Linked DNA regions of Homo sapiens: all the other regions are linked to region 2. A link is a loop called in an ENCODE intact Hi-C map of the cell type or tissue named here. Cell type or tissue: OCI-LY7. All regions are shown on one strand. Each heading gives the region's core, and the rest is flanking DNA. Links, peaks and the distances in the headings are about the cores only. Region 1 has its middle 37 kb from the start of VPREB1. Region 2 has its middle 77 kb from the start of TOP3B. Region 3 overlaps TOP3B (DNA topoisomerase III beta).

Region 1 (11,078 bases), core at 4,218-6,717, 150 kb before region 2:
AGCCACCTCTGCTTATACCTACCTACACTCCTTCTCAAGGACAATATTTTAAACATAAATATAAACATAAGAGAATGGATACAACCTCACTAGTCACTGCTAAAATGTTTTGAGCGTCTTCATGTAAGAGAAAATTTCAATATTGATCATTGTCTCTTATAGTAGTGAGCTTTGACACTATTTTCTTATGTGTACTGTGTATTTCATTGTTTTTTAAACCCAGAGTTTATAGATTTTGATATTTTGTCAACATTATGAACTGCTACATTTTAAAGTGATTTCTGAAAATATATGAGAGAAAAAGAAATGTTGATATGCTATTTGCACATATGATAACATTTGTATTTAACAAGCTTTAATTCAACAATGTGTAAGAACATCAGAATAATATAATGCCTTCTTGGTAGATAAACATAGCAACTAAAAAATACAAATTATTTCATATTTTTGAATTAAATTATTGTATTTAAATGTTTTACACTTTTGCTTATTTCTCATATTGCTAGAAAAATATGTTATCCAATATCTTTATGGGCCATAAGCTTTCTATTGTTCCACATTAAAAATAAAATGATTCTAGTGGTTCAACCTTAGGGGTATCTTTTTTTTAGATATAAATGGACATTATTAAGAAATTAAAGAAGTATACTATATTCCCATATTTCTTAATTTGTCTTTGTGTGTGTATATACACATGCATGTATATATATATAAATATATACACACATGCATACACACAAATATATATAATATAATATATGTCTATATATGCACATGTATATGCATATGTGTAGATGTACATATCTAGATATTTAATAAAGGAATGATGGTTAGAATTTCCTGAAAATTCATAGAAAAGGCAATTTTTGTTGTTAAATTATTTAATAATGGGAACGAGAGACACTAAATAAATAGCCCTTGACACAAAGCCGTCTTTTTTTTTTTATTTTACTTTAAGTTTTAGGGTACACGTGCACAACGTGCAGGTTTGTTACATATGTATACATGTGCCATGTTGGTGTGCTGCACCCATTAACTCATCATTTACATTAGGTGTATTTCCTAATGCTATCCCTCCCCACTCCCCCAACCCCACAACAGGCCCCGGTGTGTGATGTTCTCCTTCCTGTGTCCATGTGTTCTCATTGTTCGATTCCCACCTATGAGTGAGAACATGCGGTGTTTGGTTGTTTGTCCTTGCCCATAAAAAATTATGAGTTCATGTCCTTTGTAGGGACATGGATGAAGCTGAAAACCATCATTCTCAGCAAACTATCACAAGGACAAAAAGCCATCGTTCTCACCCTGAGCATGTTGCCCAATTTTTATCTCCCTCTTCCTTTGTGAATTTTTCCATCAGAGATTCTCCTCTTTGATTCCTGTCCCCTGATAGGGCGTGTCACCTCGAGCCACAGATCTTTCAGGAAACACAGGACTCAGGCCGCTGAAACAACGAGGAAAACAAGGTGACACCATGCATAGTGTCCTTCTCTCACCTTCACCTTTTATGGATTATTCCCGGCTAGGACTACAACTCACACATTTCCCCCACTCCTGTGGCTGGGATAGCAGGAGACACAAAGCACCAAGGGTGTGCGCCCACCGGAGTCAGAATCGGATCACTTCCTTCCCATGATGCTCAGGTAGACCTTACTGCCTGGTTCTCCTTCTTCTCCAGGAAGAGCAGCCCTTGGGAGGACTCCGGCATCCTATGAGCAGGGAGCTTGTGGCAAGCAGCTTTGCCTGCAGCTGAGGCAGGGATAGAACAGGCTGCACGGGTCCTGAGGAGGGCAGCGAAGCCCACAGCCTGGGTATGGGAGGAGTCCTCAAAGGAATCACAGTCATGTTTTGAGCCTCCAGACAGACAAGGACTTCTGGATGGCAGGAACCCAGCTGATCAGTCTGGAATGCTCTTTTCTCCTGCTGGGCAGGGCTGAAGACAGTTTCTCTCTGACCAGCTACTGTGGACCCAGAGTGATGACCAGCCTGAGCCATAGAGTTTGTGCCTGTGTAGGGATGCTCAGGCTGAGAATGAGGCAGCAGCAGTATGACCACAGTGCAGGAAGCTGGAGGGGCATGCAAGCCACGTGCTCACACCTGGAGTGGAGGGACATGCAAGCCACGTGCTCACACCTGGAGTGGAGGGACATGCAAGCCACGTGCTCACACCTGGAGTGGAGGGAAAGCCTCCTTGATAGAGCAATATTGAAGGCACGCACTGCATTTATTGTCACATGATTGTGCTGTGAGACACCTTACATATTTATATTTAGTTGTCAGAAAAACCTCATGGTGACTGAGACAGATGTCAAACTCACCTTTACCCTCCCTTGGCCCATGCCATAGGAGACACATCCTGTACCACAGCTTCTGGAGTGGGAACCCTGCTACAGAATATGCTTTAAAGTGGTATCTGCCCATGTTGATGTGAAGACAGCTTTTCCTTTGTTTTCCCGTCACCTTCCGTTGAGGGGTGAGATCAGGCCCCTCCCTGTTAACCAGATCTGGCACTAGTGATCTCTCGGCACTGACAGTTTCTGTGGAAGTGACACTTTATAAACCAAGTCAGAGCTCTGAATTCTCTGGGACTGCCCAGCTTCCTGGAAACCCAGGCCACATGGGAGGCCTCAGGTAGGTCATTCAGCCAAGGCCGGCTTCACTGCAGACTCTCAATGAGGTCACCTTCAGTCGATTCCAACCCCTTCATACCAAATCAGCCCCAATCTGTGAAGCTTTTTTGCTGAGGCTCCATCATAAGGGGAAATGAGTCACCCACAGCAGCCGTGTCTGAATTACTCACCTATGCCTACAAGCAAAAAAAGTGCATGTTTTATTCCACTCTTGAGGCTGGATAATTCTTGTTTCCTTATCTGTTTGTTTTTGCATAATAACAGATGTAGCTCTTGCAGGAAACTCATAATATAAAAGAGAATGAACACTGCAATCTGAGTTTTCTTCCTTTCATGTTCTGCAGCCTTTCAGGTTGTGATTCCAAATATAAAAGCCAGTAAGTTGGCCTGAACCCTGGAGGCGGAACTTGCAGTGAGCCGAGATCGCGCCACTGCACTCCAACCTGGGCGACAGGGCGAGACTCCGTCTCAAAAGAAATAAATAAATAAAAATTTTTAAAAAGCCAGTAAGTTTTTGCATATTCTTACAGAATTATTAACTGAACTATTAATAGCACTGACATCATGACAATCTTTTTCCTAAGGGCTTTTTATGTTTAGTTATTTATTCTTCATCTACTCTAGAGAGTCAGGTGGCAGCAGGAAGGAGGTTTCTCTGCTCCACTAAGACTGTCCCCAAGCTGGGAAGGCTGAACTGCTCCTCATCACCTTCCTAACACTCCTCCTCCCATTATCATGTGATATTCTTACTCTTTGTTCATTTTCTCCTCCAGTTGGAAACTCAAAAAGGTAAATCTGTTTTCTAGTTTTGCTGTTTCTCTTTTTGTGTGTGCTCATGTTTAAGATCCAAACATACACAAGAAATTTGAAGGGAATCGGCAATGATAGGCACTTGTACCAACAGCTTTAAATACCACGAATGGTAGTGACTTTGTCTTGAACATGACAACCCTCTTATCTTTGAACCAAAACCTTCACTTTTTAGATGAATTTTGGGGTCGTCACTTCCTTTCCTATACCTGGTTTTCATGAGATCATAAGAATGTGTGTGATTGTTTCTTGATTTCTTATCCAAAACAAAAATTTAATTCTACAATTTTGTGAGATAAAAATTTCATTTAGAAAAGTATATATTATATATTTCTTCACCCAACATATTCGCTCAAACAGAAATGCACTGGTGAAAATACTGTGATTTTTTTTTTTTTTTTTTTTTTTTTGAGACAGTCTCGCTCTTTCGCCCAGGCCGGACTGCAATGGTGCTATCTAGGCTCACTGCAAGCTCCGCCTCCTGGGTTCACACCATTCTCCTGCCTCAGCCTCCTGAGTAGCTGGGATTGCAGGCGCCTGCCACCGCACCCAGCTAATTTTTTGTATTTTTAGTAGAGATGGGATTTCACTGTGTTAGCCAAGATGGTCTCGATCTCCTGACCTCCTGATCCGCCCACCTCCCAAAGTGCTGGTATTACAGGCGTGAGCCACCACGCCCGGCCATGATATTTCTTTATTAATTTCTGGGGAAATGGTCGGTCTTTTTTGAGGGATGCCCTTTTTCATCCTTGTAAGACCATGCTGATGCATGCTGCCCATGGGAAGCCAAAGGGTCAATGAATCCCCTGGCATTGTGTCCAGTCACTCCATTTCCTTCTCCCGTAGCTTTTCAGGGAAGCAGCCCTGAGAACTCAGAGGATCTTTCTCTGATTGAAGCATCTGACCTCTGGTTGATATCTCTAAACATGCTGTTTTTTCAAAAATCATGTTCACTGTCTTCCAATGACTGTGCAAATGTCTCAACCCACATCCTCCCAGATGCTCAAGATAATCCTTCATTGATATAAAATGGACTCTAATTGCTAATATTCTGAGAAAGTTTTGCTTCTATGTTCATTAATGAGATTGTCTTGTATTATTCAAATCTGTTTCTGTTTCTGTTGAGTTTAGTTTTACTCTTTCGCTGGAACATCAAAATAAGTATGTGTGTTTGTGTGTGTGTGTGTGTGTGTGTGTGTGTGTTTATAATTTTATACAAAGGTCCAGACTGTATAAATGGCAGTTAGCACTCTCTAACCCAGCCCTCTACAAGGAGGTTTAGAAATAATGGATAGAACGAGATAACAAGCTCCTCATGCCCAGACGATAGGACTGAAAGGCAGTGGTAATGTGCACCCAGAAACCTTGACCTCATCCCTAAAAGAACTCCTGATCTAAAGACTGAGGATTTTGAAGTGGACTGAGATTCTGGCCATGCTGGAGAAGCTCCAGGGTTCTTCTTGCTGAGTCTAAGTTGTTAGGATGGGAACTTCCCCAATTCCAAGTGTTTCTCATTCTGTGCCCAGGAAACATTGTAGTTCAAGTTCCTTTGAGCAAATTTGTTCCTGCTGTGTGATTTGTCTCTGCTTGAAGGGCAGGCTTGGACAAGGACTCCATGAGGGCGGAGGATAAAATAGGAAGCATTGGAGTGTGAGTCTAGTGCTCAGTGGCTCCTGAGGTGCAGGAAGTGGCTCCTGCTCGGTGGTGCAGGTGCAGGAAGTCATACTTCAGTGAGGACACTGCTTGCTCAAGTGTATGAGAACCAGTATTTTCCTATGTGGCCTGGCCCAGAGCCCTTCCCTCTCAGGAACAGTCCAACAGCACCCCCTGCTGGCTCCGATCCCAAGTCGGGTGGCCCCTCAGACACAGACCCAGCTCTTCTGGAAGGACATCCTGACCATTGCAAATGGATCTTTCAACTCATGACCTAAGGGAGTAGAATGAGTGGGTCCTCTCTGCAGTGTTTACAGCTGAGACATTATTTCTTTCACGTTAGTTATGGTCTGCAAAGAGCTAATCACAGAATGTGTTTCAGGATGCACAGTGATGATTTACCAGATATCAGCATCACCAGGCGTGTGAGTGTGTTTCTCCCAGGGGCCTGTGGTCATCACCAGTCTGTGGTCATCTTGAACCCAATCTAAGGCTTAATGTTCTGCTGAGCCTCCAGGTGGTTCATACCTGGGGATAATTCTACATGGGCTTCTTTTAGAGGTTGACTTATTTTGTTATTGTCGTTATTGTCGTGAGGGTCGCCTGTGAGATTCCTTCAGCTCCTACTGCACAAGCCTTGGCATTATAGCCCATAAGAATGATGCTGTCAGAAAAAAAGTGTCTCTTGCTCTGTTTCGCCTCTGACTTCTTTTGCTATTTAATATTATCCTGGTAATACCTCTTTTCTTTTGACCATGTTATATATTTAAGGTATTTTAGTCTAATTTTATAATTTTCGTCAATATGTGGATGGATATAAAAAGACAATTCTCAAAAGTGGAACCCCTCCTTTCTTTTTGGATGTTCTCCCCATACTACTGGCCTGAGGAACCCTCACGTCCCATTTCCCCACCATCACTGGGCCCTGATTCATTTTATTCGTTAAGAAGATCCCTGGATTTAATGGGGATTGGATTCACAAAGCCTAGGTCTCAGAGAACTTCTATTCATCCAACATCTTTCCAACCAAAGAACCAGAGACAAGCACTAGAAATGTGGAGTCAACCTGGAGGCTTGAGGCCTTCATGGCTCTGAGAGCTGGGTCCTTACTGCGGAGGGGCTGCCCTGCACCTGGGAACAGAGCAGCTCTTCCAGAGGCAATCTCAAAAGAAAGAGAAACCTAACTTCTCTGTGGGTTCAGAGCCCAAAGGGTGATCAGCAAAGCCAGGGCCAGATGTAGGGACATGTGAAGCCCATGAGGGCCATACCTGCCAAACTTCTGCTGCTCTTCTCATCCCAGCAGACAACAACGAGGGCTATCTTTGTTACTGTGGACATAGTGATTATGTTTTCATTGGGAGACCAGTAAGAAAAGGTGTCTTTTCATTGAATCCGTAAAGATAAACAGAAAATACCATTAAGCCCTCTGGTTTTAGGAGCACGTGTGATAGCATCAGCAAAAACCTGAGCTGGTCTTGGTAGTATTCACTCAAGCAGGCAGAAAAAGGGCAAAGATGGATCTGACAGAAGAGTTGGAAGGCCAATTTCTATCTAATTTTCTCATATGACAGTGACTGTTGGTGGTGACTGAGGCTGCTGTGCTGCCCCTGAATAAATGTCACCATCATCCTCATGCACTGACTGGAACCCAGAGAAAGTCAGGGAGGCTGAACTGCCGACTGGAAGAAGGGACCTGACCTGTGATTGCCCAGCATTAAACTTTTCCACCAGCAGGTGTCCAGAGCATTTCCTGGCTGAACCTGATAGCAGGATCCCTTACCCTCCATGCCACTGGTGGTTCCTGTGACTTCATCGAGATTCAACCTGAGGGTGGCTGGATCACCACAGGCTAAGCCCTGACTTCTAGCTGGAGACATAGAGAATCCTGGAAACTGAAGATGTCCAGAATAATGTGTACCCAGAGAGAAGAGAGGGGTGTGTGTGTGCGTGTGTGTGTGTGTGTGTGTGTGTGTGTGTGTGTGAAAGAGAGAGAGAGAGAGAGAGAACATGTGTCTTCCAGGACCCATTCCTGCCTAGGCAGAGCCTAAAGTGAGTGGCAGCCTGCCTCACGGCCAAAATGTGATCTTGAAATAGCAATTATTAAAAATGCTCAGGCAGCATCCTTTCAATAAGTACCTAAGCCTAAACTGGGGAGTACTGCATTGACACATTCATAGGCTGATCAGTGAAGGGAGAAACCACCTAAATGAGGATATTAACGTGGCATTTCTATGTCTTTCCTCATTGAATTAAACGCAAGTACAGGTTCTATGATCACTGAGCTGAGAATCTTTTCAAAGGAGAATATTCTTTCCAGTAGATTTAATATTATCACAAAATTAAAACAAACCAATTTCATTATTCTCACATTCTAAGACTCTGGTATATTTAAACGTTAAATTAAGAGCATGTTTTGAAAACCTCTCAATAGGGGCAGGAACACCTATATTTAAGACTCCTCTACCTTTACTTTAAAGAAACACATCACTTTCCATTTGGAGGGGAATGTCAGAATTCTATCAGCCACATAGATCTTTTTATAAAGTATGATTTTACATTTTATTTATTCATTCAATCAACTGGGAATTGCTGTATTGTACAAATACAATGTTGTACAAAAATCACAGAATGTTACAAAATAAAAAGTACAAACTGCATTACTTAATAAATGTGACTACAATTAGGCAAAGTGGCAATATGATAGATTTTAGGTGGGAAACATTAACACAACAAACCATACAATCTCTGCAGACATTTGTACATTATAAAATAGGATGATCCTATTTTGCCTTTTAAAAGAATTTAAAAGGAGTATTAAGACGGTATCTTCTGCTATGAAATAACTGCCGAGGTTGGCTCCAGGCATTTATGCCATTAGCTTTTAAAACTCTTAGGGGACTCCAACATGCTATATTGCAGTAGGTTTAGCTTGTCACAGAGTCTTATACCATGTTAAGATTACCTTAAAACAAAATCACAAACATAAATAAAAACAATTGAGATCACCCAACATTCTGCTCTAACATCAATCTAGTGCAGATTAGTCACTCTGCCATCAGCAAGCATCAGACTTTCATTCAAGTAAGACCTGGTACAATCCGTTAAAGAAGAAGAAAAAAAAAAACTTCCCACAATCCTTTGTTAAGTATTTCTCTCTAAAAGATTGACCATTTCTAAACAAATAATGGTTCCAAAACAACAAATCTATTTGTATCAAAATGTAATGGGCCAATCATTTGGTAACAAGAATGCATCAATATAAGTTTCTAAGAATTGTAAAATTCAAATTTCAACAGCGTAACTACCAAATCACAAACTCTGTTCAAAATAATAAATTTTATATAAAACACTTCTCTTAATTTCTGCCTGAAAGCTGCTTGTCAAAAGTAATGTACTGTCATAGATGAAGGTACACCATTTTTTAATGTTGTGTAAAAATACACTTTTGTAGAAAATAGACTACCAGGAATGAACAGATTTACACTGTGAGAAATTAGCTTTCAAATTAAGCAGTGCTCACTTAAACAGAAAATTACAGATGCAGTAAAATCACCCAAAACTATCATGCAACATCATTTAGGCGCCCAGCAACTTTTAGTTCCGAGAAAACATTTTAAAAGATGATTATGGCGTTACACTCACAGAAAAGCTATTAGGAAGTGCCAGCTGCGGTGGCTCACGCCTGTAATCCCAGCGCTGTAGGAGGCCGAGGCGGGTGGATCACGAGGTCAGGAGATTGAGACCATCCTGGCTAACACCGTGAAACCCCGTCTCTACTAAAAATACAAAAAATTAGCCGGGCGTGGTGGTGGGCACCCGTGGTCCCAGCTACTCGGGAGGCTGAGGCAGGGGAATGGCGTGAACCCAGGAGGCGGAGCTTGCAGTGAGCCGAGGTCGCGCCACTGCACTCCAGCCTGGGCAACACTGCGAAACTCCATCTCAAAAAAAAAAAAAAAAAAAAAAAGGAAAGAAAAGCTGTTAGGAACTTTACAAGTGTTATTACCCTGATTAGAGTTCATGTCATTCTCCAAGCACAAGTTCTGTATGCAATTTTCCCAGGGTGTAAGGTTTTCAGACATTTCAAGGGTAGGCATTTTATTCAGAATATGTGGCCCCAGAGTGAGCAAGTTATTCATTGCGTTGCCTTTTGCTTTTGAGTCTGTTTGCACCAGTTGTCGTACTTGGTTAGGATAGGAGTGATCAAATACTGCATCCTAGTGCCCGTTACTGAGCCAACTGAGCCAAATACTAGGCTTTAGGCAATCCTCTGGGCCCAAATAATGAATCATGGTAGATAGACACTGTGGGCCTCTCCAGCCTCCCTCTAGTAGTTCAGTGCTATTCACATTCAGCATCTACCCTATGTACACAGGGTACCCAGCCACGCCCCGTTTTGGGCAGCCGCGATAATAAGCTTCCCCGTGTCACCCTCACCCAGGGAGCTAAAGTGGTGGAGACGATCGGGATGGGGCGCACCCTCCGCTCCGCAGCTCCTGGTGCAGGCTCGGGTCTAGCACTGGGTCTTGCTGACAGCACCGTAGAGGCCGTTGCCATGGGGAATGATGTGGAATCGGTGCTGATTCTTCTGCGTAAGCCCATGTCCTGCTTCTCGCCTGGGCCAGGTGCAAGGCTAGCTTCTCCTGTGATCCGACCTGGAGAGAACCACCTTGCTGGCGCCGCTCTGGGCAGCCTCGCTGCTGCTGGTCTGGTCGGGGAACCTCAGCCTCTGGGTGGGGCCTTAGTGCAGCGTCTTCACCTGCATCTTCGCCGTGTCTTCTCTCTCTCCCAGCCCCGCAGGCTCATCTCCGCCATGTGCTCTTCTCCTGGTGGACCCTGGCGAGGATCCGGGCTCCCCGGGGGTGATGCAGCCTCCATCCTGGGTGGCGGCCTGGGTTTGGCGCTGCTTGCTCAGGGGGAAGTTTCTATCAGGCCCCTCCCGAGCTGCCGCTAAGCCGCGGGCTCCATGCAGGGTAGTCGGGCGCAGCAGCTCCTCCAGGAGCCAGGTGGAGGAGCCCTGCCAAGGCAGGCGGGACTGGGCCATGCACCAGGAGCCTTGCAGCTCCCAGACCCATGCAGAGATCCACATGGATCATCTCTGTCAAGTTAAAGAGATAAAACAAAACTAAACTAACAAAACCAAAAAAAAAAAAAAAAAAAAAAGAGGTCGGGCACGGTGGTTCACGCCTGTAATCCCAGCACTTTGGGAGGCCGAGGACGGCGGATCCCGAAGTCAGGAGTTCCAGACCAGCCTGACCAACATGGTGAAACCCCGTCTCTACTAAAAAATACAAAAAATTTAGCCAGGCATGGTGGCGCACGCCTGTATCCCAGCTACTCAGGAGGCTGAGGCAGGAGAATCGTTTGAACCAGGGAGGCTTAGGTTGCAGTGAGCCCAGCTCACTGCACTGCACTCCAGCCTCGCTGACAGCAAGACTCTGCCTCAAAAAAAAAAAGGAAAGAAAAGCAATCTTAAAAATAAAACAATAACAAACAGTGAGAGTCATCCTGCAGAGCTGCCAGGGCTGTTCACCTATTCAACCCATGGTAACCATTTATTCTAGAGGCAGGGCAGAATTGCTGGCTACTGGTGGGAAGACGGTAATGTCTGCTGACATTTTATTTCATATATTATACATATACATGATACATAATTTTATATATACATGATACATAATTTTATACAACTCTTGTATATAGTGGTATTATGTATTATGCCATCTGGATGTATTTCAGCTGTTTCACAACTCTTTTACTAGTGGAAATTGGTTAGTAATGTTAGTATTTCTTAGTATTGGTATAAGTTTTTGTGTTTTGATTTTAGCTGCTTAGAGTCACTATGGGCATTATGTGAAAAAAATGGGAGAGAGTTATAATGTGCCACCATTTTTAACAACAATCCAGTATTTAATGTGATTTTATTAACCACTGAAGTTCTTAACCAGTTCAGTAAAAATGACAAGCTTAAAACCTTGGTTTTTGTCCGAC
Region 2 (11,078 bases), core at 3,314-5,813:
GGAAGATGAGATAACCCTTCCAGCTTGGAGATGAATATGGTATCTGCTTTAGCAAGAATATGTCATGTTTATGAAAAGTGTTTCAAGATAAAACTATTCTCCAATCTTTCTTGCCTTGAATAAATAATTTTTTCAGAGAGTCAATGAATAACAGTCACATCTACAGTTATCACCCATTCCAACAGGTGATTATAAAATAAGTGTTTACCTAAAATATATCTTGTTCAATTACTTAGTAACTGGAGGCTCATCCTTTTCCATGGTCTCTGCACAAACCCATGGGACCCAGTCCATCCTGCTGGTCACCTTTCCAGCACTCAAGTTCATATTCCTCTCTTGTTCTCTAAACACAGAAGTCAACATTCTAATTTAATATATCCCCTTGAATCAATTCACAACCCAAACTCAAAATACACATAAAGCAGTAAAAATCACTTTATTTTCCTCAGATCTTTTTCTCTTACTGAGAATTCTATTTAGGTGAATTCACATATTCGTTCAACAAACATGGTATTAATTGGCTGTTTGCGCTAGGCTGAGTCCTAGGGTTTGTAGATACAGTGGTGAAAAAACAGGACAGAGAGAAAAAATATGAATCTTAGTTCCCAGTAGGGGAAGGCCTATTCATTAAATTAGAGCCCCCTGCAAGGTGTCATGTTTTGCCCAACCAAATCCAAAGGGGCCTCATGCAGAGCGCAGGGACCTTGCTCTGTGTAGCTGCCTGCTTTTCGGTGTCTTGCTCTGAAAGTCTCAGCCATCTATGTTTTTCTGACTTCTCATCTGTGTGTTCTGAGCTGTGTAAAAAGCTCACGATTATCTTGGTCACCACCTCCTTCTGGGCCAAAAATTGTCTCCAAAAAAAAATCTGTGGTCCAGGCGCGGTGGCTCACGCCTGTAATCCCAGCACTTTGGGAGGCCGAGGCGGGCGGATCACGAGGTCAGGAAATTGAGACCATCCTGGTTAACACAGTGAAACCCCGTCTCTACTAAAAAAATACAAAAAATCAGCCAGGTGTGGTGGCAGGCTCCTGTAGTCCCAGCTACTCGGGAGGCTGAGGCGGGAGAATGACGTGAACCCGGGAGGCGGAGCTTGCAGTGAGCCGAGATAGAGCCAGTGCACTCCAGCCTGGGCAACAGAGCGAGACTCCGTCTAAAAAAAAAAAAAAAAGATATACTTAATGTTAAATGACGAGTTAATGGGTGCAGCACATCAACATGGCACATGTATACATATGTAATAGACCTGCAGGTTGTGCACATGTACCCTAAAACTTAAAGTATAATTAAAAAAAAAAAATCTGTGTTGGCTGGGTGCAGTGGCTCACACCTGTAATCCCAGCACTTTGGGAGGCCGAGGTGGGCAGATCAGTCAGGAGTTTAAGACCAGCCTGACCAACATGGCGAAACCCCCTCTCTACTAAAAGGACAAAAAAATTAGCTGGGCATGGTGGTGAGTGCCTATAATCTCAGCTATTCGGGAGGCTGAGTCAGGAGAATTGCTTGAACCTGGGAGGCAGAGTTTGCAGTGAGCGGAGATCACATCACTGTACTCCAGCCTGGGCGACAGAGCAGGACCCTAACTCGAAAAAAAAAAAGTGAAGAAAAAGAAATCCGTGTCCACTGCAGTGCTCATTTGCGTGTTAGGGTCCTTTCTCTGAGGTTACATAATCAAGTTATCCCTGTTGGCCAATATTCACTGTCTGGAAATAGTCATTACATGCACTCGATTATGTCTTAAAGTGTTGTTTATGGTGTAAGAACTCCATCTATTGCATCATGGCAGGAAACAGAAATTGACACACTTTTGGTGTAACCGTCTTTGTCTATTTGACTTTTTAGAACTTAGTAAGCTTTATCCCACCATGACGCTTTCCATAAGTTTTATATCTATGAGTTCCGATTAATGCTGATTAAGGTTTATTGAACTTTTTAGGGATTGAGTATGTTTCTTTTTGTCAAATTTGGGAAAGTTTTGGTTACCATTTTTCAATTACATTATTCTGTTTCTTTTCCTCACTCTTACCCTTCTGGGCCTTTCATTATGTGTATATTGGTACACTTGATGGTGTCAAGAGGGTCTTTAGGTCCTGCGTATTTTTCCACCCTTATTTCATTCTATTCCTGTAATAGGATAATATCAATTAATCTATGTTTATTTCAATGACTCTTTCTTTTATATCTTTTATTAATATTCTTTATTTGGAGATACATTCTTTTCATGCTTTTTTGAACATTTTTACATTTTTAAAATTTCTTTGAGCAAATGGAGAAATAATGGAGTTGAAGTATTGGTCAAATAAGACCAGTGTTTCTGCCTCTTTGAAAATAGTTTTTGTCAACTTTTAATTTTTTTGTTTTTTTAATGTTTTTTTCTTTGTTATTTTCCGTTATATATGGCAATATGTTCCTGTGTCTTGAACCTACCTCATTATTTTGCTTTGACAAATGGAAATTTTAAATAATATAATGTGACAGTTCTGGAAATTAGAACTTTTTTGTAAAGCGTTTTGGTTGATGTTGTTGCTGTTTTTGCTATAGTTGTTATTGTTGATGATGTATTGTTTCATGGTTTTCCAGGAGGGTTCTGCAAGTCTGTATTCTTTGCATGTGAAGTTAATGAAGTCTCTGCTCAATCACATTAGTAGTTTCCTAATTACTGGACAGATATTTCCTGAAGCAATACTTCCTTCAGCTTTTGCCAAGGACTCCATGAGATGTACTTATTTTGAAAATAAATAAATAAATAAGTAAATAAATGAAATCCTTCATTCCAGATCAGGGTTACCAGGATGATATTCATGGCTATTTCTATTCCTCCTTCTTTGGTAACTTTCTGCTTATCTGTTGTCATCTTCAGTGTGTTGGAAATAAGTTCTCCTCCTTATCCCTTACTCCCAAATCCCAGGCACTGAACACCTGAGAATACCTTCAGAAACCCCCAAAGGGTTTAAAGCTTTTCATCTCAATCTCTATAAATCTTTATTCTATTTTTATTTATCTGGAATATGCTTTCTAGCATGTTGATAGACTTCTAAAATTTATTTAAGTCAGAAGTTTTCTTCTAAGATTGATCATTTAAATGATCTCAATAAGACAGGACTGAGGTATGCAGCTGAGTCCCAGTGTCTGAATATGAAAAGGAGAATTTCTTTGCACCCCCCTATATAGCCACAATACACCAGACCAGCAGGAGGAGACAGGCTCTGTTGTAATATTTGCGCAATAGTTACAGATCAGAGTGCACTCCCTAGAGGCCTGGCCTAAAAAGCTGTTTCCAAGGGAACTTGAAGCAGGAATCAGAAAATATCTGGCTCTCTACTCGTAAAATTAAAGTACACACACACACGCATTCACACACACACACACATAACATATTTGAGTATGCAGGTCAGCAGACACTGGTTCTGAGAGCCATTTTTCAACCTTGGTAGCAGAGTAGAAAAACAGTTTTTGTCTCATTTCCCCATTTATCTGTGCTTTACCCAAACGGCACACCAATGCTACAATCTGTACCACAGATATAGTCAGCTCCATCCTCAGACGGGATTGTAGAAATGACACTATAGTGGTCAGCTCCAGTCCTGGAGACTGAGAACTAGTGACTGGGAATCCCAGCCCCCTTGGTGTGGCTTCCATCACTCTTAAGCTGCATCAGGTACTGATGGGCCTTCCCTGGCTGCTGCCGAAAGCATTCAATGGCATAGCTGCTATGCTGACTGCTGAGTGTGGGCGAGCTTGGCCAGGGCTCCCAGGGAGGCAGATGCAGAGGTCGACTGAGTCGGCACGGGCTGCCAGAGGGATCCCGAAAACACAGACAGCCATTATACACTGAATAAAGCAGAACAGGGAAGGACAGTTCTGGCATGAGTTGGGAGGTGGTGTCAGTGAGCTGGGGGATCAGGATGCTTTGTGCTGTCCTGGACTGTGCAGTGAAGGAGGACAATGAGGAGGAGGAGTGGGGTCAAGGCCATGGTGCAGACTCCCCGGATCTCTGCAGAGGAAGCCACGCGGCAGGTCTCTCGTGTTCACCCTCTAGCCTTAGAGGAGAGAGATGGGCCTTTCATGCAAATGTGCTCCTCTTCCCCTGCCCAAGCGTGCCCCTCCCTGGGCCCGTGTGCAGTCCCAGTGGCTGGGTCATTTCTGGGAAGAGTAGGCCTGGGATGTACCTGGACTGAGGCTCCCAAAGGGCCCAGAGAGGACCCAGCTGCTGGCCCCAGTGAGCCCTAGGCAGAGGCCAGGGCCAGGTATCATTTCCCAGCTAAGAGCCCCACAGACTCTAAGTGCCAGCCCCACAGCGCCCCCTGCTGCCCAGGCCCAGGTCCATCGTGCCTGTGACCAGAGGCCAGGTGGACCCAACAGAGTTGCCATCCTCCACCGGGGCCTTGACCAGTGCTGGCTCCCTACCTCAGGGCAGAGTGAGGTTCCCTCTCAGGGCAGTTTTCTACATCATCTCAGTCTTTAGTTTTCCACACTGGCCTCCTCAATGGGAAAAAAGACACACAATTCACCGCACTTTATAAGGAGTCCCCAGGGGAAGTGTGTCTCAGGTACACATTCTATGTGGTACACATATCTATTCTGTAATGGAATAATTTCATTGACTAGAACAAAATGTTTTAATTCTGCAGCAATGGAAATGTTGTGAGTACGCATGGGGCACATGAGTATATGTGTTCATAAAAAGCACACTGAAATTTACAATTAAGATCTGCAAATTTCACTTTACATATTATGCTTCAAGATAAGTTTTAAAAATAAAAAAGAGAAAAAATACCATTTTTTCAGATCAAAAAAATAGAATTTGCCACAAGATCTACTCTAAATGAAATTCTGAAGCTCTTTTTTAGTAAAATCTCAGTAAGCAGCCACCAAAATTTTCAAGAAATAAGTGTTAAAGAAAGTGGGGAAATGTGGAAAAACCCAAAGGAAAATTGAGTCTGTAAAACTATGATTATAATAACATCAGTTGATGTATAAATGCATATATGTATAACATAAAGCATATGTGTGAACTTATGAACATGTATTAATAGATTTGTGTGCACATGTGTAAATATATGACATAACTATGTTTTGACATTATATACATTTGTAGAGATTAAATGGAATTGAAGGGTTTACACTCAGACTCTACTCTCTGAAGTTTTATTTTAAACACTGAGCACCCCTAGTCTCTTCATATTTCCCAATCAGGGGGACAGCCTCCAGGGGATATTCCAGTTTGCATTTAGTCTCCAGAGAATCCCTTTCTTGTGATGATATATAGGAGTAACGCCCCACCCAAATCCCCTGAGCAGGACAATGTATGATAAAAGCTTCAGATCAAAGGGCAAGGCTGCTGCAGTCAGAGGGTTAGCGTCCTGCAGGGATCTCAAAAGGGCATCCAGCATAGTGAATATGAACAAAGGGATCACTTCTATTCTTTAACCAGAGTTCCCCAGCACACTTGAGGGTCCAGGGCATCTGTGATATGCAATATAATCCCATTATCACATGGTCTGTGACAATCCCAACCAAGCAATCTGACCACCATCACAAGGGGTTGCCTCCCCTCCCCAGATCAGCTCAGCTGTTTCATGCTCCAAAATATTCATATTCAGGAGGAAGAACTTTCCTCACTGGGCACCACCTGCAAAGGAAACAGAACAATGTCCTGTGGCATTGGCACTAATCAGGCTTTATTGGGGGCATTTTCAGGAATGGACTCAGCAAGGGTCGCAGCCCTTGTACCTCTCATCAGCCTCATAAGAAGCAGAGCTGGCCTGGGCTAGGGAAGCTGGGTGGATTTGGGGCTAAAGTTCAGGATAAGTACTTTGCAAAATGCTTTACCTTTTAACACATTGAGTGGGTGACAGGCCATAAATGGAGATGTAATGAGAGGAGAGTCAGAAGCTGCTCAGGGGAGGTGCAAGGCCAAGACTGAAATCAGTGCTTGTGGCACCTGGAGAATTCCAGAGAAGTTGAGATCTCTGGGGAGGAGCCAAGAGTAGTCCAAGCTAACTAACATAAGGAAACCCTGAGTTAGACTTTGGAGTCACCCACAGACTGTCTTGTTTGACTCTCACTATTAATGGAGGCCAGTAGAAAGGTCCCACCCTGTACTGAAGAATGAAAAATACAAACAACAAAGCTGCTACTGATGAGCCACACTCGGTCCCAGACAGTGTATTGTTGCCTGCACAAGGCAGAGAGAATGCAGGGGAGGTTCTAATCTCACTTCCCCGTAAGTCTGGAGCACAGTGAAAGTGCCACTGTTGCTGTGATATGTAAAATAGTAATAGTCGGACTTGATCTCAGGCTGCTCAGAAATGTGCAGAATCCCTGCACATTGCCCGAGGGATCTTTGGATTCACAGAAGTGACTGGGGACCCCAGAGTCCTGGTGCTTACTTGAGTCTGAGTAGTATCTCAGGAGATACTGGGGAAGGCTCCGTGACTTCTGCTGGTACAAGAATATGTGACAGCCTCCAACAATGCAGCCACTACTTGGGGTACAGGGAAGTCTTATAGCATTTCTCAGATGTGCAGAGAGGGAGGGCAGCTGAATAAGCAAAGGCTGAGAGAGGGAACCTGCAAGCAAAGATGATCGTGGGTGAGGAATCAGGACAAAGGGTGAGAGTGAAACACAGGGCAAGAACTCAGGCTAGGGGGCTTCCCCAGGACGTGAGACCTGTCCCTACCTGAGAAATGATAGAATATCACAGGAGAATAGGTGCCCAGGTCACAGTGGACACAGCCCTCCTGAGGTCCAGAGCTGGAATGGCTTCTCCAGGCCTCTCTTATCCCCTTCAGTGGCCTCACAAAGGAGGGGTTATGGATGCAAGTGTGTTGCTCCCACTGCCTACCCCCAACTCTCCCGATGGATTTATCAGTATCTGGGAGCTGTTGTCGGGGTGTCTGGCACACAGGACTTGGAAGAAGGTGGGGGTGCTGGGACCATATCTAGCTGCTAAATCTGTGTCAGTGAGTGCAGACTCCATCTACCCAGCCCTGGGGAGTTTGGGGGGGGTGGCAAGTTTTGGGTTTTCACTGTGCAGACACTGAGTGTGACTCACAGTGCCCTGTGCTGCTCACTGGCCAGACAGCAGTCTTTCTGTGAAAATCACATGAGTGGAGTCACCTGAGAGCCTGGTCATTGCTAATCCACAGCATCCATAGACCACACCTTTGCCCTGTCTGGAGATAACTCATATTAATAAACAGCCTTTCCACTGAGGATTTCTGAATTACTAGAAAAGCAAAAATATCAGGTCCATCCAACATGAGGAGGCTGCAGTGATGGCAGAATGCAGAAGGCTCGGAATACACAGGGAAGGTCTCTTCCAAGATGGCCAAACAGGAACAGCTCTGGTCTGCAGCTCCCAGTGAGATCGACGCAGAAGACAGGTGATTTCTGCATTTCCAACTGAGGTACCTGGTTCATCTCATTGGGACTAGTTGGACAGTGGGTGCAACCCAAAGAGCTGAAGCATGGTGGGGTGTCACCTCACCCGGGAAGCACAAGGGGTCGGGGGATTCCCCTTTCCTAGCCAAGGGAAGCCTGACAGACTGTACTGGGAGAAATGGTACACTCCTGACCAAATACTGCGCTTTTCCCACAGTCTTAGCAACCGGCAGACCAGGAGATACCCTCCCGTTGCCTGGCTCAGCAGGTCCCAGGCCCACAGAGCCTTGCTCACTACTAGTGCAGCAGTCTGAGATCAACCTGTGACACTGCAGCTTGATGGGGGGAGGGGCACCTGCCATTGCTGAGGCTTGAGTAGCTCACAGTGTAAACAAAGAGGCAGGGAAGCATGAACTGGGCAGAGCCCACCACAGCTCAGCAAGGCCTACTGCCTCTGTAGATTCCACCTCTGGGGGAGGGCATAGTAGAACAAAAGGCAGCAGACAGCTTCTGCAGACTTAAACGTCCCTGTCTGACAGCTCTGAAGAGAGCAGTGGTTCTCTCAACATGGTGTTCGAGCTCTGAGAATGGACAGACTGCCTCCTCAAGCGGGTCTCTGACACCCATGCAACCTGACTGGGAAACACCTCCCAGTAGGGGCCGACAGACGTCTCAAACAGGCGGTGCCCCTCTGGGACGAAGCTTCCAGAGGAAGTATCAGGTAGCAATATTTACTGATCTGCAGCCTATGCTGGTGATACCCAGGCAATCAGGGTCTGGAGTGGACCTCCAGCAAACTCCAACAGACCTGCAGCCGAGGGGTCTGACTGTTAGAAGGAAAACTAACAAACGGAAAGGAATGGCATCAACATCAACAGAAAGGACATCTACACCAAAACCCCATCTGTAGGTCACCAACATCAAAGACCAAAGGTAGATAAAACCATAAAGATGGGGAGAAACCAGAGCAGACAAGCTGAAAATTCCAAAAAACAGAGTGCCTCTTCTCCTCCAAAGGACCACAGCTCCTCGCCAGCAAGGGAACAAAACTGGACAGAGAATGAGTTTGACGAGTTGACAGAAGTAGGCTTCAGAAGGTCGGTAATAACGAACTTCTCTGAGCTAAAGGAGCATGTTCTAACCCATCGCAAGGAAGCTAAAAACCTTGAAAAAGGTTAGACGAATGGCTAACTAGAACAAACAGTGTAGAGAAGACCTTAAATGACCTGATGGAGCTGAAAACCATGGCATGAGAACTTCGTGACGCATGCACAAGCTTCAATAGCCGATTCAATCAAGTGGAAGAAACGATATCAGTGATTGAAGATCAAATTAATGAAATAAACAAAGAAGACAAGATTAGAGAAAAAAGAGTGAAAAGAAATGAACAAAGCCTCCAAAAAATATGGGACTACGGGAAAAGACCAAATATATGTTTGATTGTTGTACCAGAGAGTGACGGGGAGAATGGAACCAAGTTAGAAAACACTCTTCAGGGCCAGGTGCGGTGGCTCATGCCTCCTAATCCCAGATCTTTGGAAGGCCGAGGTGGGCAGACCATGAGGTCAGGAGATCAAGACCCTCCTGGCTAACATGATGAAACCCTGTCTTTACCAAAAAATATGAAAAATTAGCCGGGAATGGTGGTGGGTGCCTGTAGTCCCAGCTACTCGGGAGGCTGAGGCAGGAGAATGGTGGGAACCCAGGAGGCAGAGTTTGCAGTGAGCCAAGATCGCACCACTGCACTCCAACCTGGGTGACAGTGGGAGACTCTGTCTCAAAAAAAACCAAAAAAAAAAAACCCTCTTCAGGATATTATCCAGGAGAACTTACTCAACCTAGCAAGGCAGGCCAACATTCATATTCAGGAAATACAGAGAGCACCACAAAGATACTCCCCAAGAAGAGCAATCCCAAGACACATAATTGTCAGATTCACCAAGGTTGAAATCAAGGAAAAAATGTTAAAAGCACCCAGAGAGAAAGGTCAGGTTACCTACAAATGGAAGCCCATCAGACTAACAGTGGATCTCTCAGCAGAAACCATACAAGCCAGAAGAGAGTGGGGGCCAATATTCAATATTCTTAAAGAAAAGAATTTTCAAACCAGAATCTCATATCCAGCCAAACTAAGCTTAATAAGTGAAGGAGAAATAAAATATTTTACAGACAAGCAAATGCTGAGAGATTTTGTTACCACTAGGCCTGCCTTACAAGAGCTCCTGAAGGAAGTACTAAACATGGAAAGGAACAACAGGTTCCAGCCACTGCAAAAACATGCCAAATGGTAAAGATCATTGAAGCTATGAAGAAACTGCATCATTAACAGGCAAAATAACCAGCTAACATCATAATGACAGGATGAAATTCAAACCCAACAATATTAACCTTAAATGTAAATGGGCCAAATGCCCCAATTAAAAGACACAGACTGGCAAATTGGATAAAGAGTCAAGACCCATCAGTGTGCTGTATCCAGGAGACCCATCTCATGTGCAAAGACACACATAGGCTCAAAATAAAGGGATGGAGGAAGATCTACCAAGCAAATGGAAAGCAAAAAAAAAGCAGGGGTTGCAATCCTAGTCTTTGATAAAACAGACTTTAAACCAACAAAGATCAAAAGAGACAAAGAAAGCCACTACATAATAGTAAAGGGATCAATTCAACAAGAAGAGCTAACTATCCTAAATATATATGCACCCAATACAGGAGCACCCAGATTCATAAAGCAAGTCCTTAGAGACCTACAAAGAGACTTAGACTCCCACACAATAATAATGGAAGGCTTTAACATCCTACTGTCAATGTTAGACAGATCAATGAGACAGAAGGTTAACAAGGATATCCAGGACTTGAGCTCAGCTCTGGACCATGCAGACCTAATAGACACCTACAGAACTCTACACCCCAAATCAACAGAATATGCATTCTTCTCAGCACCACATCGCACTTATTCTAAAATTGACCACATAATTGGTAGTAAAACACTCCTCAGCAAATGTAAAAGAAAAGAAATCACAAAAAACTGTCTCTCGGACCACAGTGCAATCAAACTAGAACTCAGGATTAAGAAACTCACTCAAAACCACTCAACTAATGGAAACTGAAAAACCTGCTCCTGAATGACTACTGGGTACATAACGAAATGAAGGCAGAAATAAAGACGTTATTTGAAACCAATGAGAACAAAGACACAACGTACTAGAATCTCTGGGACACGTTTAAAGCAGTGTGTAGAGGGAAATTTATAGCACTAAATGCCAACAAGAGAAAGCAGGAAAGATCTCAAATCGACACCCTAACATCACAATTAAAAGAATTAGAGAAGCAAGAGCAAACACATTCAAAAGCTAGTAGAAGGCAAGACATAACTAAGATCAGAGCAGAACTGAAGGAGATAGAGACACAAAAAACCCTTCAAAAAATCAATGAATCCAGGAGCTGGTTTTTTGAAAAGATCAACAAAATTGATAAACCGCTAGCAACACTAATAAAGAAGAAAAGAGAGAAGAATCAAATAGACACAACAAAAAATGATAAAGGAGATATCACCACCCATCCCACAGAAATACAAACTGCCATCAGAATACTATAAGAACCTCTACACAAGAAAACTAGAAAATCTAGAAGAAATGGATAAATTCCTGTACACATACACCCTCCCAAGACTAAACCAGGAAGAGGCTGAATCT
Region 3 (9,847 bases), core at 5,481-7,980, 88 kb after region 2:
CCCTCTTCACCCAACTCAGAGTCAGGTTCTGTCCTTGTAATCTCTCCCCTCGAACCCTGACCCACTCCCTCTCCCTCCTACTCACCTGGACTCTCCCATCTAACTAAATCCAGTGCTTCCTCTGCTGTGGGCCTGCCCGCAGCATCACCACCTGTCCTCCCTCAGTGGACAGCCGTACCATGCCTCCTCCTCCACCAAGAGAAGTGCAGCCTTGTGGCAGCTCTGCATCGCCTGGATGCTGACCGGCTGCCTCTCTTGCCCCTCACCCTCCCAAGGCCATCACTGCAGCAGTTCCTTCCCCTCCGGCACGCAGCTTCTCTTTTCCTTCTCGCCAGAGCAGTCCCATCAGCGGAGAACATGCTGGCACAGCCACCATCCTGAAACAAGAGGGGACAGTGCACCAGCCTTCTCCCATCTCCCAGGTTTTGTTGAGCTCACCCCATGCAGCTTTCATCTGTCACTCACCACATGGCCCCATCAGGATTACCCAGGGCTCTGTTTGCCAGACCCTACAGTCAGGTCTCAGCTGCCATCTCGCCTGGCCTGTCAGTGTCCCCCACATGGTGATAACTGCCCTGAAGTGCTCTTTCCTGTGGCTTTCAGGACCTTACCCCTCCTGACTCACCCTGCTAGCTCCTCATCTCCCGACCCCCAGCCTGGGCTCCTTCCACATTGCTGCCACCTCCTCCAGGCCACCCAGGCTGTCCAATGGGCAGGTCCCGTTTAACACACCTGAAGTCCCACATCAGACTGCCAGTCCCTTCCTGTCATGCCTAAGCCAAAGCCATGGGTTGTTCCTTTTGCTTTTTTGTAAAGATGAGGTCTCATTGTGTTAATCAGGCTCTTCTCAAACTCCTGGCCTCAAGTGGTCCTCTTGCCTTCGCCTCCCAAAGCACTAGGATTATAGGTGTGAGCCCATGGCAGGTGTGAGCCCATGCCCAGCTCTGCCTCAGGTCATTCTTGACTCACCTTCCCCTCCCCCTCCCATGTCCCGCCATCCCAGGTCTGCCTGGATTCTGACTTCCCTCGCATCCTCCACCACTGCTACCCAGGGCCCATTCATCCTCTTCTATGTGGCAGCCAGAGAGGTCCCTTTAACACTTGAAGTCAGATTATCCCACACCTATGCAAACCCTCTGCTGCCTCCCAGCACCCCTAGAGCAGACCCACATTCTACACCCCTGCTCCCTCCCTCAGCCCCATGAGCCCCCCTGCCCAGCCATATCCTCCCCAAGGACCTCACCTTCCCTGCTCCTTCTGCCTGGACTCTTCTCCCAGGTGTCACCCAGCCCTGCCCTGTCCCTCCCCTGCTCCCATACTACAGCATGAGTTCTGGGAGGGCAGGACCTGGTGTTGCTTTGTGCTGTATTCCCTGCATCCTGGACTAGGCCAAGCATGCAGTAGGTACTCAATAAATAACTGGACTATTAAGTTCATTCCAAGGAGTGGAATTGCTGGGATGTGCACTCGGACTTTGAGAGGGATCCCTGAATTGCTGCACATAGAGGTTGTTCCCATTTAACTTCCCCATGCCCTCATCTGCTGTGTGTGCAACGACTTTGAGTCTCTCCCTATGTGATAAGCACAAGCTCATTGTAGTTCTGAGTTTCTTCTGCGAGTGTTGTTGGACATGATGTGATACCACAAAGGTACTTACGTGGTGGTTTTCCCTTTTTTTTTTTTTTTTTTTTTTGTTTGAGATGGAGTCTCACTCTGTTGTACAAGCTGGAGTGCAATAGCATGATCTCGGCTCACTGCAACCTCCACTTCCTGAGTTCGAGCGATTCTCATGCCTCAGCCTCCCAAGCAGCTGGGATTATAGGCACCCACCACCACACCCAGCTAATTTTTGTATTTTTATTAGAGATGGGGTTTTGCCATGTTGGCCAGGCTGGTCTTGAACTCCTGACCTCAAGTGGTCCACCCACCTCAGCCTCCCAAAGTGCTGGGATACAGGCGTGAGCCACTGTGCCCATCTAGGTGGTAGTTTTTCTTTATGCTGAGATTATTTTATTTTGCTTTTACTTTTTTTGAGACAGGGTCTTGCTGTCACCTAGGCTGGAGTGAAGTGGCTGTTCTATCCACAGGTGCAGTCATGGCACACAACAGCCTTGAATTCCTGGCCTCAAGCAAGCGATCCTCTTGCCTCAGCCTCCTGAGTGGCTGACACTATAGGCATGTGCTACCACACCTGGCTTGTGAGATTTATTTTAAAAGCACATGTTTTTCCTAATATTTTCTGGTTTCATTGTTTCTACTCAAACCTTTGCTAGATCTGGAATCGGTTTTAGTGGGATTTAGGAAGCAGGAGTCTAACTTTATTTTTTTTCACAGCAGATTTCCCAGTTGTCTCAATACGAGTCTTTTTTTTCTTTTTTAATACGGTGCTATGTTTATAAACATCAGTGCTACATTTATAATGACTGAAAAAACAAAAAGGGTTCATGTGGTTTTCTTTTACTTGGCTAGCAGGTATTGAATGTCATGTGTCAGGCACAGAAAGCTGTTGCAAAGACCAACAGTGATTCAGACACAAAGCCCATCGTGTCCTATTTTGGGGGTGAAGTAGTCGCTGATGATGGCATGATGTGAGTGGGTTGGAATGGAGACCTAGCCCAAGAGCTGTGGGCACAGGAGGGCTGACTTACCCTGCCAGTGGTGTTGGGAGACTTGAGCTGGGCCTGTGGGCCATCCAGCTGCATCCTCCAGGCCTGGCGGAGCTTTCTCTCAGGCAGGGAAGCGCAGGCACAGAGGCTTCAAGTGCGTGTTTGCTTCGATGATGATATTTGATTTAATTTGGCCAGAGCATGACCTGCAAAGCAAAAGGTGGAGTGGAATAGGTGGGAGATAGATGTGACAGAGTCCTGATGTCTGCTTGGGGCTGGACCGACTAGCCAGAGGGTCTCAGGCCCATCATGGATCAGAAGGACCTGGGGGGCCCAGCCTGGGCATCTGCATTTTGTAAAGTGTCCTGGGGCGTCCAAGTGCTTTGCTGAGCGGGAGGTGCTGCTCTCGGCCACGATAGTTCCTCTTTCCAGGTGAGTCCACCTGTAGGTGGAAGAGCCAGTCCAGAGAGGAGGGCCAGGCATCCACCTGGCCTGACCCATCACTCCAGATCCCCAGGCCCCAGCATCTTCCTAGCATGGATTTAGGAATAAAATTGACCTGAGATCACTGGGGCCACTTCACCTTCCCCCAAATGGAGCCACATTCCCAGGATCATCTCAGCCACTTCAGCTGACCTGGTAGTTTTTTCTTGTTTTTAATCTCAGATGTCTTCAAGTTTCCCTAATTCCCTAATTTTTCTTCTTCTTGCCTCAGGTTGGTCTTGTTTTTTCTTTGTTAAAGTGATTTTCCTTGTAGTGGTGTAGGTTCTATTGACAGCATTGCTATCCTGAGTGTCTTTTCTTCTCTTTAGGAGTCAGCATTGGTAATAGTGCTGTGCTGCGGAAGAGTGGAGTCTAAACTTTTTCATTGCCAGTGCCCCGAAACTGGAGTGTGAAGGACCGAGACAAAATGAAGACTGTGCTCATGGTTGCTGAAAAGCCGTCCTTGGCACAGTCAATTGCCAAAATCCTCTCTAGAGGTAGGAGAGACCAGCCCTGCTTTGGTCTGTAAGCACGGTCGTTTATGTGTTACAGGACATTTTTTCCTAATGTGATTCCACCCTGGCTGGGGTAGATTTGGTTCGGGTCGGCAGGTGGTAATGAAGCATCTCAGTATGTCACAGTGGGGTGCATTTGCTTCCACTCCTGGCAATGTGCCAAAGCTGGGGTTCCCATAAGGCACAAGGCACAATTTACAATGAAATTGAAGGACAGTCATTATCCATATGCTGGGCCTGGTGGGGCTATTAGGTACAGGTAGTAGAAACCAGCCCTGGAAGGAAGGAGACGCAGCCAGGACTACACCCCAGTCAAGGTCTGATGAGGCTATGCCCCAGGCATTGTCACCCCTGGATACTCCCACTGTCCTGTGGACCTCACGTCACTCCAGAGTAGCCAATGGACTGAGCTATGGCCACAGGCACTACTGAGACACCAGGGAGCTCGAGAGGGAATGTCTGCCACTCACCCCCAACTCTGGCCACTGGGGTGGTTGGTAGGGTGCTGTTTCCCCCTATCTTTGAATTCCCTCCAAATAGGAAGAGTTTTAGATGCTGGGTACCCAGAAATGACAGGCACCTACCTGGCCTCCCCTTGGTCCAGCAGTTGAGAGGGGAAGAGACCCTCGTTCAGCTGAGAAGGCATGGTCCGCAGGGGACGGTGCCCCAAAAGTGGTGCCCGGTGCCCAGAAGCTGAGAAAGTACAGCTGAGTATGGTCAGTGGAGAGGGTGAGAATTCGATAATTAGAAGGTCCCTGGTAACCGAGAGTAGATCTGGAGTCTGTTTTAGTAAACGATGAATAACGTTTCAATGAAGTGAGGCAAAAATGGAATTGAAGAGTGAAAACATAAATACAGAGAAAGAGCCCACCCCTGCCTGCTCCTGGCTCCCGGCAGCCTGGGGCTCTGCATCGAGAGTGCTCTGTGCTAGGTTGTTGGCAGATGCTGTTTTCCCTGAGCGCCGTCCCACCTCTCAGTGCCCAACTACCCGCACCAGTCTGCGGAATGTCGTCACTCACCACTCTGGGGAAGGAGGACTCTGGCCCTCTGGGAGGTGGCATCCGGGCTGGGGTCTCCACAGGGTCTTCAGCTCAGCTGAAGCAGCCAGTCACTTTGTGCTTCCTCATCCCCAGGGAGCCTGTCCTCACACAAAGGGCTGAACGGGGCCTGCTCAGTCCACGAGTACACTGGGACCTTTGCTGGCCAGCCAGTGCGCTTCAAGATGACGTCTGTCTGTGGTCACGTGATGACCCTGGATTTCCTGGGTAAGCCCCTCTACCCTCCATCCTACTGAAGGGAGTTCTGCATGGCACTGGCCAGGGTCCAGTTGAAGCCAGGAGATGCCTCTAGGCAGGGAAGTTTGTCCCAACTCCATGAGTCATAAGGCCAGCAGATCATGAAGTAGCAATGAGAGGGTCCCTGGTGCGGTGCCCAGAACCCAGGCTCTGGAACTCAGCCCTGGGTCCCCATCATAGCGGCACCCCTTAGTCGCTGCATTCCCTGTGTGCCTTCCTATGTAGACAAAGTGGCAGCACCTATCTTAGGAAGGGCTTGACCTGTGCAGGCATTTAAGAGAAGGCTGCTGCTGTTGCCAAGTTGACCGTCATCTGTCGGTCATTTGGTGGCTGTCGTTGTCATTCCTATATTGTTACTGTTATCAATTACCTTGGAAGCGCCAGTATTAGTGACCTGCTGGGTGTAGGTTTGGGGCCATGTGGTTGGCAAGAGTCTGATCCAGGCTTTTCCCCCTGCTCTGCCGGCTCACTGGCTGGGGATGTGGGCAATGACGGCCTCTGAGTTTACACTTCTCATAGTGAAATGGGTCTCACAGCAATGCCATCTGCTTCCCAAGGCTAAGGATTCAGTGTGACAGTGAGGGCAAAGCACTCAGCACAGGGCCCGACACACAGCAAAGCCTCAGCCCTTGTTCTTGCTGCTCATTGATGACAGTGATGACAATGATGGTGACTGAGTTGTGTGGCTGAGCATTTGGACCCCAAGTTTTATCTCCAACTGGCAGGTGGGGAGCCGGGATTTGAATTTGGCTCTGTCTGACCCCATTCTCCCAGGATGCAAGAAATGGGGCCTGGGGAGGATCGCTTGAGCCCAGGAGTTCAAGACTAGTCTGGACAACATAGTGAGACCCCTGTCTCTACAAAAAAAAAAAAAAACAAAATTCTTTTTAAATCAGCTGGCATGGTGGTGCGCACCTGTAGTCTTGGGAGGCTGAGGTGGGAAGATGGACTGAGGCTGGGAGGTCGAGACTGCAGTTAGCCGTGATCGTATCACTGTACTTCATCCTGGGTGATAGAGCGAGACCCCTGTCTCAGAAAAAAAAAGAAATGGGGCCTAAAAGAAAGCCAGACAGCTGAGCATGCAAGAACCGGGTCTCTGTAGATGAGTAGGTGAATGTGCTGGGCATGAGGCTCAAAAAGATGGTCCTTTAACAGGAACGACTGCACACATGTGTGCCCCCACAGAGTGCTGGGTGGAAGGACAAAGTTCCAGAAACTCAGGTTGGAAGTGTCAATGAAGGCACCATTGTGGGGTCCAGTGCTCAGGCAAAGAGACCCAGCCCAGGAATGGTGCTCCCAGCCACAGGGAAAGTCCCGGAAGTGAGGCCAGAGTGGCAGCCCCCCGAGAGCTTGCTTGGCTCCTGTGGTTGGCCGGGGTGTGGTGGGTCCGCTCAGCAGCCGAGCAGAAAGGAGGCTGGATGGGAGGGGGTTACCAAAGGCCTGAACCCACATCCTGGCTCTGCCTCTGATCATCAGGATGACCCTGGGCAAATTGTTCTCCAAGCTTTCCCCTCCTCATTTGTGGGATGAGGCCAACATCCTCCTGGGGTTATGATGGTCTCGGAGGCTGAGCTCCTGTGACTCAATGTCACTGTGACTGGTTTGTAGGAAAATACAACAAATGGGACAAAGTGGACCCCGCAGAACTGTTCAGCCAAGCTCCCACGGAGAAGAAAGAAGCTAACCCCAAGCTGAACATGGTGAAGTTCCTGCAGGTGCGTGGGGCTGGCCTGGGCATGAGCACACCGGGGCTCCCCACCCTCCACAGCTGCCATGTCTTTGCCCACCCTTGCTTGAGTCCTAATCCCCCTTGGACAGGGGGGCCTTTGCTAGCTTTTTCTGTGAGTGCCCCCTGCTGGCCCACGAGGCACCTGCAGGCACCCCCAACACACAAGGCAGTTGCCATTGCCAACCCTCAGTCCTGGAGAGCAGGCCTTCTGCTTTTAAAATAGCTTGTTTGGTCGGGGGGTTTTTCTCCTTAATTTTAAAACAAATGCATACAGATTATGGAAAATTAGAAAGTGCAGATAAGTAGAAAGACAGAAAAATTATGCATAATCATATTACCCAAGACGACTGCTGTTATCATTTAGGGTTATTTCATTTTAACCCTTCTTCTGGGCAGTTTTGGGGTATAAGATCATGTTGCATTTATACTTTTTTTTTTGGTCCAAAAAACATCAATTATAAACTCAATTCTTTTCTGTTGGCTGAGCCAGCCTCAACACAGCCAGCTCCTTACCCAGCCCAGGTACCAGTCCTCCTAACTGAGGTTCAGGGCCTGGGACCAAGCCCTGTCCTGGATGGGAGCACTGGGGGCGGGTGGCACAGACCGGGTCTGCAGCAGGTACGTGTGAACCTGTGCTGTGTGGCAGGTGGAGGGCAGAGGCTGCGACTACATCGTGCTGTGGCTGGACTGCGACAAGGAGGGGGAGAACATCTGCTTTGAGGTGAGTGTGAGGCTCACTTTGTTCCTCACTTTTGGCCTTTCTGACACCAGCCCCAAACTGACACCAGCAGTCAGTCACATCACTCCTGGGGCCAAAGGAGGGAGTAAACTGTACCGGTTTAAAAACACCTCTCCCCTCCCTTTATTCTGAAACTCCACAGATACTTTTAACTGCATAGGCTCTATTAAAGGTGGTCAGTTGTTCCTCCGCTTGCTGAGGCCTCAACGGTATGAGTGAACATAGGAGGGGCCAAATTGTCTGGGTGGATGCAGGTTTCAGAATGGGATTGTCTTGGGGCAGCTTGGTGTTCAGCATCTTGTGCCCAGCGTGACTTCTCAGGGACCTTGGGTTGATGCTGGTTGATTCCCGACCTCAGCACTGAGCTCCTTTTGCAGGCCTCGCTCTGCTCATCTCCTGCCTCATCCAGGATGCCTCCTGCCTCCAGCCAACCCTGGGAGCCCTGCAGAGAAGCAGGTGGCAGCTGCTCCCTGTGCACACCCCATGCCCCATGCTTGCCCCGGCCATGGTGCCCTCACAGTGGCCATGACTGCTGGTCTCACTTGGTGCCCTTCAGACTGTTGTTCTATGGGTCGCCCCCGTGCTCCTGTACCCCCAGCTCTCACCCGTGGCTCAAGAGCTGGTCAGTGAGACAGAGCTGAGGCACCTGGCGTTGCAGTACAGCACCCTCAGCAAATGCGATCACACTCTGTCTCTTCCCAGATACCCTCTCCTCCCCTGCAGGGCGGCTCCTCCCTGGGGGCCTTTGCATCTGGGAATGGAGAATGGGGGCAGCTCATGGGGCTTTCTCCCTTCAGAAATGAAGCCACTTATTCCCAGTAAGGAAGCTGCGTGGCCAGGCTCCGGCGGCGACCCTAGTCCCACTGCACGGCCTTCCTAGTGAGTCTCGGCTCCAGGACCCCTGCTGTGCTTTAGCCCGAGCTGCCCCCACCACAAGCTAGGACCACCCGTGGCCTTCCTGCTCTTGCCCATTTCCTTTCCCCTTCATTCTTTTTTCCTTCCCTGTCTTTTCTTCAGCCTCTTAAAATTTCCACCCACCCCTCCAAACCCTCCCTCCTAGAAGGCAGGGAATCGTGTCACATGGGATGGGTTTGGGGACTAAGAGGTCCCTCATGTACTTGGCAGTAGCATTTCCTGATTTGGTGGGGATGAAAGCAGAGGATTAGAAGAGAGGGCGGGAGTAAGAAGGGAGTGTTCGAGTATGTTTCTAGATGGGAGTAAAGGAAGCCATGTGGTGGGGTGTTGTGGAGTGCTCAGGGCTTCTGGAAAGGCAGGGGGATAGAGGAGGGTCTGGCAGGTGCAGGAAAGGGGATAGAGGAGGGTCTGGCAGGGGCAGGAGAGGGAGCCGAGCACACGTGTTCTTTCCTGGAAGGAACCAGGCTTCACAGTGGGGTGGGGAGCTGTGGCAGGGATCTGGGAGGTGGGTCACAGCTGGCCACTCCCCACCCCCAGGTTCTTGATGCTGTTCTGCCCGTCATGAACAAGGCCCATGGTGGCGAGAAGACCGTGTTCCGGGCCAGGTTTAGCTCCATCACGGACACAGACATCTGTAATGCCATGGCCTGCCTAGGCGAGCCTGACCACAACGAGGCGCTCTCAGTGGATGCTCGCCAGGAGCTGGACCTGCGAATCGGCTGTGCATTCACCAGGTGCTGGCCACACCCGCAGAGTCCTGGGCACACCCTCACTCTCCCTCAGCCAGAGACCTGCCTCTACTGGTCCCCCTCCGGGGCCCCTAGGCCTCCTCGAGCCAGGATGAGCAACAGGGGATTTCACCAACCCTGAAGAAGGCCAGGCACAGTGGCTAACACCTGTAATCCCTGCACTTTGGGAGACCAGGATAGGAGGATTGCTTGAGGTTGGCAGTTTGAGACCAGCCTGGGCAGCATAACAAGACCCCATCTCTACAAAAAAAAAAAAAAAAAAAATTATTTTTTTGAGACAGAGTCTTGTTCTGTTGCCTAGGCTGGAATGCAGTGGTACAATCTCAGCTCACTGCAACCTCTGCCTCCCAGGCTCAAGAGATCCTCCTACCTGAGCCTTCCACTACAGGTGCTACAGGTGTGCACCACTATGCCTGGCTAATTTTTATGCATTTTGTAGAGACAGGGTTTTACTGTATTGCCCAGGCTGGTCTCAAACTCCTGAGCTCAAGCAATCTGCCCACCTTGGCTTCCCAAAGTGCTGGGATTACACATGTGAGCCACTGCGCCCAGGCTAAACAAAAATTTATTTATTTTTTTGTTTGTTTGTTTTTTGAGACAGAGTCTTACTCTGTCATCCAGGCTGGAGTGCAGTGGCACAATCTCAGCTCACTGCAACCTCTGCCTCCTGGGTTCAAGTGATTCTCATGCCTCAGCCTCCCAACTAGCTGGGATTACAGGCTCCTGCCACCACTCCCGGCTAATTTTTATACTTTTAGTAGAGACGGGGTTTCACCATGTTGGCCAGGCTGGTCTCGAACTCCTGACCTCAGGTGA

What was found. Hi-C counts contacts between places; a loop is a spot of excess contacts. Peaks named below come from ENCODE experiments on the same cell type or tissue, not always from the same donor. Only the 100,000 strongest peaks of a DNase experiment are listed, where the experiment ranks them.
Region 1: it touches region 2 in a loop (5-fold over the local background); 5 of 110 quality-filtered maps call a loop at or near these places.
Region 3: it touches region 2 in a loop (9-fold over the local background); 2 of 110 quality-filtered maps call a loop at or near these places.

The regions. Positions count from the first base shown.
Region 1 is chr22:22,202,183-22,213,260 of GRCh38, reverse strand. It overlaps IGL and the pseudogene LOC100419915. Among named protein-coding and RNA genes, the nearest start is that of VPREB1, 37 kb to the left of the region's middle. In OCI-LY7, for the core only: CTCF peaks have their summits at 5,088, 5,296 (motif pointing left) and 6,633; DNase peaks (open chromatin) are centred at 4,418, 4,760 and 5,190; H3K4me3 peaks cover 926 bases; H3K27ac peaks cover 2,438 bases.
Region 2 is chr22:22,053,970-22,065,047 of GRCh38, reverse strand. It overlaps IGL, the pseudogene IGLVIV-66-1 and the pseudogene IGLVV-66. Among named protein-coding and RNA genes, the nearest start is that of TOP3B, 77 kb to the right of the region's middle. RefSeq lists enhancers at 6,524-7,287, 7,288-8,051. In OCI-LY7, for the core only: CTCF peaks have their summits at 4,101 and 4,311 (motif pointing left); a DNase peak (open chromatin) is centred at 4,287; H3K4me3 peaks cover 148 bases; H3K27ac peaks cover 1,244 bases.
Region 3 is chr22:21,969,379-21,979,225 of GRCh38, reverse strand. TOP3B (DNA topoisomerase III beta) reads left to right here. Exons shown (of 18, transcript NM_001282112.2): 2 at 3,419-3,586; 3 at 4,738-4,869; 4 at 6,508-6,614; 5 at 7,275-7,349; 6 at 8,820-9,016. The coding sequence starts at 3,517. Among named protein-coding and RNA genes, the nearest start is that of TOP3B, 8.5 kb to the left of the region's middle. RefSeq lists an enhancer at 489-658. In OCI-LY7, for the core only: CTCF peaks have their summits at 6,553 and 6,753 (motif pointing left); a DNase peak (open chromatin) is centred at 6,775.